2 separate regions of the Homo sapiens genome follow, and region 2 is linked to region 1. A link is an interaction called in ENCODE POLR2A ChIA-PET data of the cell type or tissue named here. Cell type or tissue: OCI-LY7. All regions are shown on one strand. Each heading gives the region's core, and the rest is flanking DNA. Links, peaks and the distances in the headings are about the cores only. Region 1 overlaps MEGF11 (multiple EGF like domains 11). Region 2 overlaps RAB11A (RAB11A, member RAS oncogene family).

Region 1 (4,000 bases), core at 1-4,000:
TGACTGGTCCTTCCTGAGACTGCCCGAGTGGGCACTCCCTAAAACCCTCCCAGGAGGCCCTTCCTGGCAGAGACAGCCCTTATCTTGAAAGTCTCTTCTGACCTTACCCAAATGATGCTGCTCACCTGGGGCCTTCCCTTCTAGGGCATTTGGGACAGAGAGAGGTGAGGGTCCTAGGCAGATACCATGTACAGATTTGGGAGGATTACTCTGCCTGTTCCTCTCCCCTACTTTCTCTCCCCAGACACCAAACAGCCCCTCATTCCAGTTCCCCAGAGAGTAGTATTGACAGGAGACCTACAAGACTGCTTAGCTGAGACCCCCTCAGAGGCAAGATTGAAGTTCTCCTCCCAACCCTGTAGCAGACTCTGTGGCCTCTCCAACAGCCTAGATCCTGAGGGGTGGCCAAGGACTCTGACCACAGAGACGTTGTTGATTGAGGGTGTTCCCTACCCCGATGTCTGGCCAGCTCCCAAGTCCTAGTGAGCTAGAGGCCAGGGCCATTGGATGAAGGCCCAAGACCAAGACCCCATGCAAATCCTGCCCCACCCTTCAACAGCACCCAGTCCCTGCAAATGAGCCTGTCATGGGAGCTGGGAGCCTTCCTGAGCCTGGAAGGAACGTGCTCCAGATTCTTCCCCTCTCTGAATCTAGGTGGATTCTTAAAGATGGGATCCATGAGCACTTCTCAGTGCCTTCATTAATGCAATGACTTTGGCCTGGCATGCCCTTCCTTCCATTCTCCTGGTTAAATTAACTTCACCTTTAAGGCCCAAGTAAAATGCCTTCCTCCTTGGGAAGCCTTCCTCAGCCTCCTCCCCAGAATACTCTTCTGTACACTAAGAACACTTAAGTCATCCCACAAGTATTGGCCCAAGCACCCTACATTCCAATGTATTCAGTCTGAGCCTTGCTTCCCCCTCCTGGCAGGGAGCAGGACTGCAGTTCAGCGGATGCTGTGCCTAATACAGATCCATTAACTGCGGAGGAATTCCTAGGGAACCCTGGAGCACTGGGGCCCTGCCACCTGATCTGAATGCTGCTGTGTCTAACACCTCTGCTTCTCCATGCAGCTGCGAGGAGCTGTGCCCTCCTGGGAGCCATGGAGCTCACTGTGAGCTGCGCTGCCCCTGTCAGAATGGGGGCACCTGCCACCACATCACTGGCGAGTGTGCCTGCCCCCCAGGCTGGACGGTAAGTGGGCCCAAAGGATCTGGGTGGGGCACTGGAGGGCTGAGCCTTCATCACTCACACATACCTTAAAAGGCTAAACTAGCCGGGCATGGTACTCGTGACTGTAATCCCAGCACTTTGGGAGGCCGAGGCCCGCAGATCACTTGAGGTCAGGAGTTTGAGACCAGCCTGGCCAACATGGCGAAACCCCATCTCTACTAAAAATACAAAAATTAGCCAGGCGTTGTGTCATACGTCTGTAATCTCAGCTACTCGGGAGGCTGAGGCACAAGAATAACTTGAACCAGGGGGCAGAGGTCACAGCCAAGATCAATTTGCTGCACTCCAGCCTGGGCAACAGAGTGAGACTCTGTCTCACAAAAAAAAAAAAAAAAAAAAAAAAGCTGAATTCTTCTCCCACTCTGAATACCCTCCCTCCTATTTATCGCCATAGGGCATCACTAAACGCTGCCAGTGGTGCCATGGACACAGCTTTGAATCCCAGGTCTGCCATCTCTAAGTGCTGTGTGGTCTGAAGCAAGTTACTCACCTCTCTGAGCCTGTGGTCTCTCGTGTGCAAAGAAATTGAATTCTTCTTGTAAGATTAGCTTTGTCTTTGGGTGTGAGCACCCACATGAGCTGCCACAGGCCCTGGGCCAGAGGTGGCAGAAAAGGCTGGGAAAGGAGGAGAAACAGCAGGTATGGATGACCTGAATTTATCTAACTTCGCCCCCTGCACTTGCACACACACACACATTCTGATTCTGTGGGCCCCAGAATCTGTATTTTAACAGGTACTATAGGTGATTCTGATGTAGCCTGAAGCAGCCCAGGTCTCATGTCTGGGAAAAACCACTGTGGGAAAGGAGGGTAAGATTTGTAACCTCATGGGCCTAAATTCAGGTCTCAAAGCCAATGTTGACCCTGAAAAAAGCCTCAATTACTCCCCTTCCCCCAAGTACAAAACTGATATAACAACAGTGAGCCCTGCCCTGCCCAGCTGCCATGGTTGGAGGCTGGCTCATGTGAGGCTGTGCATGTCCAAAGTCTTTTGCAAACTCTGAAGCCCTCTATGATAGCTTGATTTCTATCCCTGGGTGCCACAGACCCTCCACAAGCCTCCTTTTAGCCAACATACCCTGCCTGTCAGTGCCTGCCTCGCAGACCAAGCCCTTACAGGCAGTGAGTCAGCTGAAGCTGACCTTCCTGGGCTGCGTCCCTGCCTCTGACTCTCCAGTAACACGCTCCGTTTCAGGGGAAGCTCAGCGACACAGTCCACCACCTCCCCTGGGGCCTGAGGCTTTGCAAAGCCAGAGAGGAAAGGGCTGCTGAGCAGAAGCAGGATATTTTAGGAGGCTGCGAATGCAGAGGTCACAGGGACAGATGGGAGGACACCTGCAGGGCCCATCGATGCAGGCACAGTCTTGACAGAATTTTTTTAGGGCAGGAAAGGACCTTGGGGACCACTTGGTCCCACAGTATCCAAACCTGACTGCACCCCAGAGCTGACAAGGGGGTGGTGGGGGGTTAAAATACAGATTCCCAGGCTGCATCTGTGACCTCCTGGGACTGGGGGATCTCTATTTTTAATAAGCTCCCCAGATGGTTCTGAGGCAGCCAGTCCTGTCTGCAGGTCTTCATTTGGAAAGAACTGATCCAGACCATAGGACTTCCTTCTGTGTTTCACAGAACCCTAGGGTTTCTTGACGGAGAGTGGGGGCAGGAGCCTAATCGTTAGGACTCTGGTGCCCACCCCACCCCCACCTCTCCATTTTAATCTAGTTTCTATATTGAGGTGCTCTAGGTAAGATTTCACATAAAAACAGGGTTTCCCAGCTTTAAGAGATTTGAATCCCACTGGTCTGTCAATACCTTCCTTTCTCAGATGAAGAAGCTGAGGCTCAGAGAGGGTAAGGGACCTGTTCAAGTCCACACTGGTGGTTAGGAGTGAGGTGGAGCTAGAATCCAAGTCTTCTGACTCCCAGCCCTTGGTGTCTGTCTGTCCATCTGTCTGTCTCCTCTGAGGAAGAAAAAGGGACCGCCACCACCTTTTCTTCCACCCTGAACCAGTCTCTGGAAAGACCCTCTCATCTCCAACCAGCTTTCAGAAATCCACCCAGCAGGCTGGGTCCTCAGAGGCCCAGCTGCAGCAGAAAGGTTGGATCAGGATGTGGTGGGGAGAACAAGCACACAGCATCCCTTTGCCTGTAAAGGCCTCTCTGGAGACACTGCTGAGGCTCGGGTGGTTGAACAGGGGGAAGGTGAGAAGCAAACACATGGAGGGATTGTATTTCTCCCCAGCACAGCAAGAGGTTTGTTTTTCCAGATGACAGGAAACTGTCGATAGAAGCCTTTGGATTTGAGGACTTTATGTTTTTAATTTTATTGTAGACAATTGAATTTCTATTTTTGACATAGCATTTAACTTGCAGATTTGTATGAATCATTAATACCCCTTGTGCATGCAGAGTCACTGTATAATGAAGTTGCATTCATGCCTGAGGCTCCTCCCAGGGAGAGCTGGGACCAAGGAATGGATACTGGGGAGAAGGCTTCCCACTTTAGCATCTTCTGTTGCCTGACTTCCCAATGGCCCTATGTGACTTCAACCACACATTTTCCAACTCAGAGATATAGAGATTGCTTATTCACACCATGCACCTCCCCAAAGACCCAGGCCATTGTGTGGAACTGGAGAGAGGAGCTGCTAGGAACTCTGGCCCTCCAGGCCCCTCCTCAGAGATTCCTGGCCACCAGGCCCTAAGCATGCCCACAGGATATTCCGCTAGCCCAACATGAAGCCTGTTTCAGGAGGGGTCTTTGCAAA
Region 2 (6,358 bases), core at 1-4,000, 100 kb after region 1:
AAGTAATTTACAGTATTCAAAATGGGTACTTTACAGGTACTCATTTTTGAAGTCTAGGGCAGTGACAGACCATTCTTTGCTAAGGGTTACTGAGACAAAAAACCTTTAGGTCACAAAAGTCAAGTCAAATCCTATCACAAGATTTTATAAATATAAGCCTTCTCTCAAAAAAGAAATAACAAAACTCCTCAAAATATATATGAATTTTATAGATGGAGAAATTAAGGCCTAAAAGGGTTAGGTAACTTGCCTAAGATTGTACAACTAACAGTAAGTGGAGGAGCCAGGACTAGAACCCAAGTCAGGCTTCCAAATCTTAACTCCTTGACTTTACGCTTACATTTTTACAGTAAAAGAAGATAACATGTTAAAGTTAAAATCTGTTAATCTCTAATACAGGGGCTGCATACAAACAATAAATCAAAACTTGTTACATTATAATTGGAAACTCAATCATATCTCTGTATAGACTTTTTAGAACAATGCCACGTAAAACTATACTATATATTAAGACCACATTTTAAATCATGAGTTCTTAAAAGTAACATACAATTTAAAAGTATTTAAAAACAACCCATCAAAGTACTAATTAGAAGATTAAGACTAATCTTACTAATAAATCTGGTTATTCTAATAGTTTCAGGATAAATATGAGTGAACACTTCTTATCTCAGAGGCTGACCTGGTCATTCACATTCCAAAACAGCATGAACTCCATCTCTTTCCAACTACTTTTTAAAACTTTTCTATATGCAATCATTGGCTGATTTTATCTACCAATTATCTCCCATGATACAATATAGAATACGCAAGGGATACCCTTCTTCTGTATCATGGGAGAATTTTATTTTGTCGCTATAATTTTTAAAAATGTTTTTTCCCTAGCTTTGCCTTTACTAAATTTAAAAAAGGGCATTTATATCTTTCTATAGCTGGGATCTCAATATTTACCTCATAAAAGTACATTTAAACATTACTTTGTGACCATGAAGAATGGAATACCTGGACTGAAGTAATAATGGAAGTGAATGAATTATTTTCAAAGTATTTTTCCCACTATAAATCAGATGAATTAGGACAACTGAAGCTCAGTGAGCAAGGGTTGTAGTTAATTTTGCACTCTAAACAGCTTTTGCTAGAGTAGCTCTCAAATGATAGTCACTCTCGGCTGATATATAGTTTAGTTACTGATTAGTTTGTTTAAATTACCTTCCTAAAACTTCTAGTCCTACTGGTGTAATCTGAAAATACAAGTCTTACCTGTTAAAATTGTCTGAAAAGCAGCTTCTACATTTGTAGAGTCTAGGGCCGAAGTTTCAATGAATGACAAACCATTCTTTTCTGAGGGGAGACACAAAAGTTCAGTCTTGTTAAGTTTTAAAACAAGGAATAGGATATACTCAAGCCCTCAAAAGGAAAAATAACAGAACTTTTTAAAACTTAAGACCTCCTCAACTTCTGGGACAGTAAGGGCACCATTCTGTTTACACTTTATTTATTTACTTACTTTATTTACTTCTTTATATAAGTAGAGATGCAGGTCTCACTAGGTTGCCCAGCCTGGTCTTGAACTCCTGGCCTCAAGAGTTTCTCCTGCCTCCATCTCCCAAAATGCTGAGATTACAGGCATGAGCCACCATGCCCGACCCTACTTACACTTTAATATTTACACTTTAATAGATTAAAAATAATAGCAAGAGAGCTGGGCATGGTGGCTCACTCCTGTAATCCCAGGACTTTGGCAGGCCAAGGCAGGCGGATTGCTTGAGCCCAGGAGTTCAAGACCAGCCTGGGCAACATGGCAAAACACTGGAGAGAGGTTTTGCTCTCTCTATATAAAGAATACTAAAAATTAGCTGAGCGTGGTGACACACACCAGCAGTCTCAGCTACTTAGGAGGCTGAGGTGGAAGATCACTAGAGCCCAGGAGGTCGAGGCTGCAGTGAGCCTTGACTGTGCCACTCCACTCCAGAATGGGTCACAGAGTGAGATCCTGGCTCCCAAAAAAAAAAAAAAAAAAAGTGAGAAATTGTCAATTGGCTCCTTAATTAAAATAAATACTTGTTATATCTAAGTACTACTCACTAGTGACGAATGACACCACTTAAAATGTGGTAAAAATGTATCAAGTGCCCAGTTATTTCCATCTCTTGCTATCCTCTCCATCAACTACATTGGCTATAGTATTCCGTATGTTGTAGCCATATTATTTACAATAAAGCTATTCTTGCATGGGAAATTTAAAAAACTGTTACAGAAAGTTATTCATAGCATAAGCATTAGTGCAAAGGCAAGACTTTCTCTCTTTTTTTGTTTGTTTTGTTTTGTTTTTTTGGGACGGAGTCTCGCTCTTTCGCCCAGGCCGGACTGCAGTGGCGCTATCTCGGCTCACTGCAAGCTCTGCTCCCGGGTTCACGCCATTCTCCTGCCTCAGCCTCCCGAGTAGCTGGGACTACAGGCGCCCGCCACCGCGCCCGGTTTTTTGTATTTTTAGTAGAGACGGGGTTTCACCATGTTAGCCAAGATGGTCTCAATCTCCTGACCTCATGATCCACTCACCTCAGCCTCCCAAAGTGCTGGGATTACAGGCATGAGCCACCACGCCCGGCCGCAAGACTTTCACTAGCCACAATGCACAATGTTGTCTTCTGGCATGCTGTCCCTACCAGAACAGGGGCAAGAGACACGTGAATTCTTTATGAAGCCAAAAAGTTACAGCTCCTAAGCAGCTGCATCCCTGTTGGTCCCTGACACTCCCTGAGCCTCTGCCTTTCACTCACATAGAGCTCACGTACAGCAGCCTTTGTAAACACAGAAACATAACAGAAAAAGAGACAGAATATACAATGTTTATATTCATTTTTTGGCAGCAAAATATTAGTGTTTTAATGACTCAAAGCAAAAAAGCTATACAGTCATCACAAACTTTCAAAACAATTCTTGCTAAGCATTCATGTTTACCTCTCTGAAACTATTATAACCTATTACTCTCATTGGAAGGTATCAAAACCACAAGACACAATGGTAAGAAATATCATGGAATTCCTATCACTAACCTGCAAAAGCTCTTGCTTCATCTGTAGGAACTGCCCTGAGATGACGTAGATCACTCTTATTGCCCACAAGCATGATAACAATGTTACTATCAGCATGATCTCTCAGTTCTTTCAGCCATCGCTCTACATTTTCATATGTGAGATGTTTAGCAATGTCATAAACCAATAAGGCACCTACAGCTCCACGATAATATCTGAAAACAGAAACATATTTAGTATCAGAAAACCACAAGATGGAAGCAAACACCAGGAAGAACTCAAAATATGGATCATGAGTTTTAAAAACATACTTATAAATAAATTTCTAAGGATTCCTAATACTAGAATTCTTAAAAGAAAAAAACAACAGTTCTTTTTCCAATACCAAAAGTCAGCTAATTCACTCGATGGCAACCCATTTCACAGAACTTAAAAACCATGAGACTTACGCTGATGTTATAGCTCGATATCGCTCTTGCCCTGCTGTGTCCCATATCTGTGCCTTTATTGTTTTTCCATCAACCTGGATGCTTCTTGTTGCAAACTCTACTCCAATGGTGCTCTTGCTTTCCAGATTAAACTCATTTCGAGTAAATCGAGACAGGAGATTACTCTTTCCAACACCAGAATCTCCAATAAGGACAACTGGAAAGACAAAGAATTCAATGTCAGATGAATGAGGCAAACATATTCAGAACACCACTATGCTTTCAACAGAATGAAGTTTGGCTTCAGAGTAAATAAAGCAAGAAAAATAAGGTATATGACTTTTAAAAAGGAATGGGGGTAGGGGGTTGAACAGCATGTTCTTGACCAGTTACCAATCAATAAAACCGATTTATTCTTTTCAACCTGTTTCTACCTGCATGACTTCCACATATCATCTGCTTAGCACAGATACGGTACCCTGTCTTAAACATGCAGTTTTAATCACAGATGCCCTTGGCATTGATGACAGGCATTAATTACCGTCAATGCTATGCCAATCTTACTACTTTAGAAGATAACAACTTCAAAGATAAATCCTAAACTAAATGAATAATTTATGATATTAAAATGTAATGTATCAGAAATGAAAACAACAAAGGCTGTTAGTGGGTAGGGAAGGACAAAATGAATATACTTCGTTTCATCAAAGACTGGGTGTGACCTCAGGACTGAGACCTAGGCAAAATGAAAAACATTTAACATATGAGGCATAGGGTTTATAAACATCACCATACAGATCACAGAAACTAAAATGACCTTTAATAGTTGCATTTATCAGATTGGTTCAAAGTTAGAGACCCCTCTGCCAAAAAAACCCAAGCCACTACAGATAAACAGGGGGTATTAGGAAACTAATAATTCTGACATACTGTGAGTCAAAACCAAAGCAAGTGCCGGGTGTGGTGGCTCACACCTGTAATCCCAGCATTTTGGAAGGCCAAGGTGGGCGGATTGCTTGACGCCAAGAGTTCGAGACTAGCCTGGCCAACATGGTGAAAACCCCATCTCTATAAAAATACAAAAATTAGCCAGGTGTGGTGGTGGGCGCATGTAATCCCAACTACTTGTGGGCCTGAGGCATGAGAATAGCTTGAACCCGGGAAGCAGAGGTTGCAGTGGGCCGAGATTGTGTCACTGCACTCCAGCCTGGGCGACACACTGAGACTCTGTCTTAAAAAAATAAATAAAATAAAATACAACAAAGCAAGGAGGGCATATACTTTCACTTATGACTCCATGATTTTTTTGAAAATAGGTCTTGATTAGATGAATTTGCTTCCTGTGATTTCTATAGGCAGCAGTTTATTTACTAACTAGATACATGGAGATTCTTTTTCACTCAAAGTGGTATTACGCTTAAGAATTTCAAAAACAATGGAGAAACAGGCAGTTAAGTTGTTTTAAAACATTTTCTATCTGAATTTAAAGTTCAAAATGAGTTCACACGTTTATAGAATCTGAGCTAGATATTTTTTCCTTTGTAAAAATTGGTATCAGCATTTCAGGAAACATTACATTCGTTCCTACTTTTGACTACTAAGACTTCTTCTTATCTAAACTAGCTAATTGATTTAGACATCAGGACTAGAAAATCAAACATACAAAAATAAGGCCAAGGAGTAAGACCATTCCTTACTAAAGAGACTGGGATGGTGGTACGAGTGGAAAGAATGGTAAAAACTGAGAGCTCACTGCATTCTGGTCAGAGGGCAAAGAGAGTCCATTATACATTCCCTCCTTGCCACAGGAGTGGATATAAGCTAGCCTCTGGACAGTCTTGGACAGAGTACATTATCAAATGCATATCTTTCTGGCTTTCTCAGTCAGCTGATTCAGCAAGAAATCATTCAGGAGGCAGTGAATCCAATGCAGCACAAAGAATGGTTATTTCTAACTAGAGAGTCAACTAGAGGGTGTCAAAGATGCTGTGGCAAACACATACATGCTTTTATTTGATATCAGAAGAAAATGTCAAAGTTATTAAAGTGATGTACAAAAGCAATGCACTTTCAATTTTATAGGATGGTTAGTTGATATACTAGTTTCCAAGGTCCACCATTCTGGATATGAAGTCAAATCTCAGTTTCAGTTAATAGTCTATTATTAATAGGATACATTCACTGTTGCCTCTTAGTACAAAAGGCTGGATGTTTGCTAAGGAAATGGCCTTTGAATCACTTATACAAAAAAAAAAATTTAAATACAAAAAAATACACAAAAAATACATGAATAAATACAAACAAAAAAATTAGACAGGCACGGTGGTGCATGCCTGTAGTCCCAACTACTCAGGAGGCTGAGGTGGGCAAATGGCTTGAGCCTGGGAGGCAGAGGTTGTGGTGAGCCTGGACTGTGCACCACTGTACTCTAGCCGGGGGAGTAGAGCCAGAACTTGTCTCAAAAAAAAAACTTCCAGCACTTTCTTTCTTTCTTTCTTTTTTTGAGACAGGGTCTCACTGTCGCCCAGGCTGGAGTGCCACGGCACAAGCAGAGCCCACTGCAGCCTAGACCTCCCAGGCTCAGAGGATCCTCCCACCTCAGCCTCCCTAGTAGCTGGAACTACAGGCACATGCCAACACGCTCAGCTAATTTTTTGTATTTTCTGTAGAGATGGGGTTTTGCCATGTTGCCCAGGCTGGGTCTCAAACTCCAGGGCTCAAAAGATCCACTCGCTTTGGCCTCCCAAAGTACTGGGATTACAGGTATGAGCCACCATGCCCGGCCAACTCCAGCACTTTCAAGTTTTGGTTTCCTCCCTTTTGACCTCCACTTTTAACTAATGATTATGTTCATTATCTCACCAATCTCAACTCCTTATACCATCATAAAGATAG

The links. ChIA-PET counts read pairs that join two places held together with the same protein. Peaks named below come from ENCODE experiments on the same cell type or tissue, not always from the same donor. Only the 100,000 strongest peaks of a DNase experiment are listed, where the experiment ranks them.
Region 2: POLR2A ChIA-PET joins it to region 1 with 6 read pairs; 2 of 35 experiments call an interaction of 5 or more read pairs at or near these places.

Annotation. Positions count from the first base shown.
Region 1 is chr15:65,977,972-65,981,971 of GRCh38, reverse strand. MEGF11 (multiple EGF like domains 11) reads left to right here. Exons shown (of 26, transcript NM_001385028.1): 7 at 1,074-1,194. Among named protein-coding and RNA genes, the nearest start is that of MIR4311, 60 kb to the left of the region's middle. RefSeq lists enhancers at 661-1,161, 1,162-1,662. In OCI-LY7, for the core only: CTCF peaks have their summits at 744 and 945 (motif pointing left); DNase peaks (open chromatin) are centred at 911 and 2,461; H3K4me3 peaks cover 167 bases.
Region 2 is chr15:65,874,654-65,881,011 of GRCh38, reverse strand. It overlaps RAB11A (RAB11A, member RAS oncogene family), which reads right to left. Exons shown (of 5, transcript NM_004663.5): 2 at 3,485-3,680; 3 at 3,057-3,250; 4 at 1,261-1,341. Among named protein-coding and RNA genes, the nearest start is that of RAB11A, 8.3 kb to the right of the region's middle. In OCI-LY7, for the core only: no CTCF peak of the experiment used is centred there; no DNase peak of the experiment used is centred there.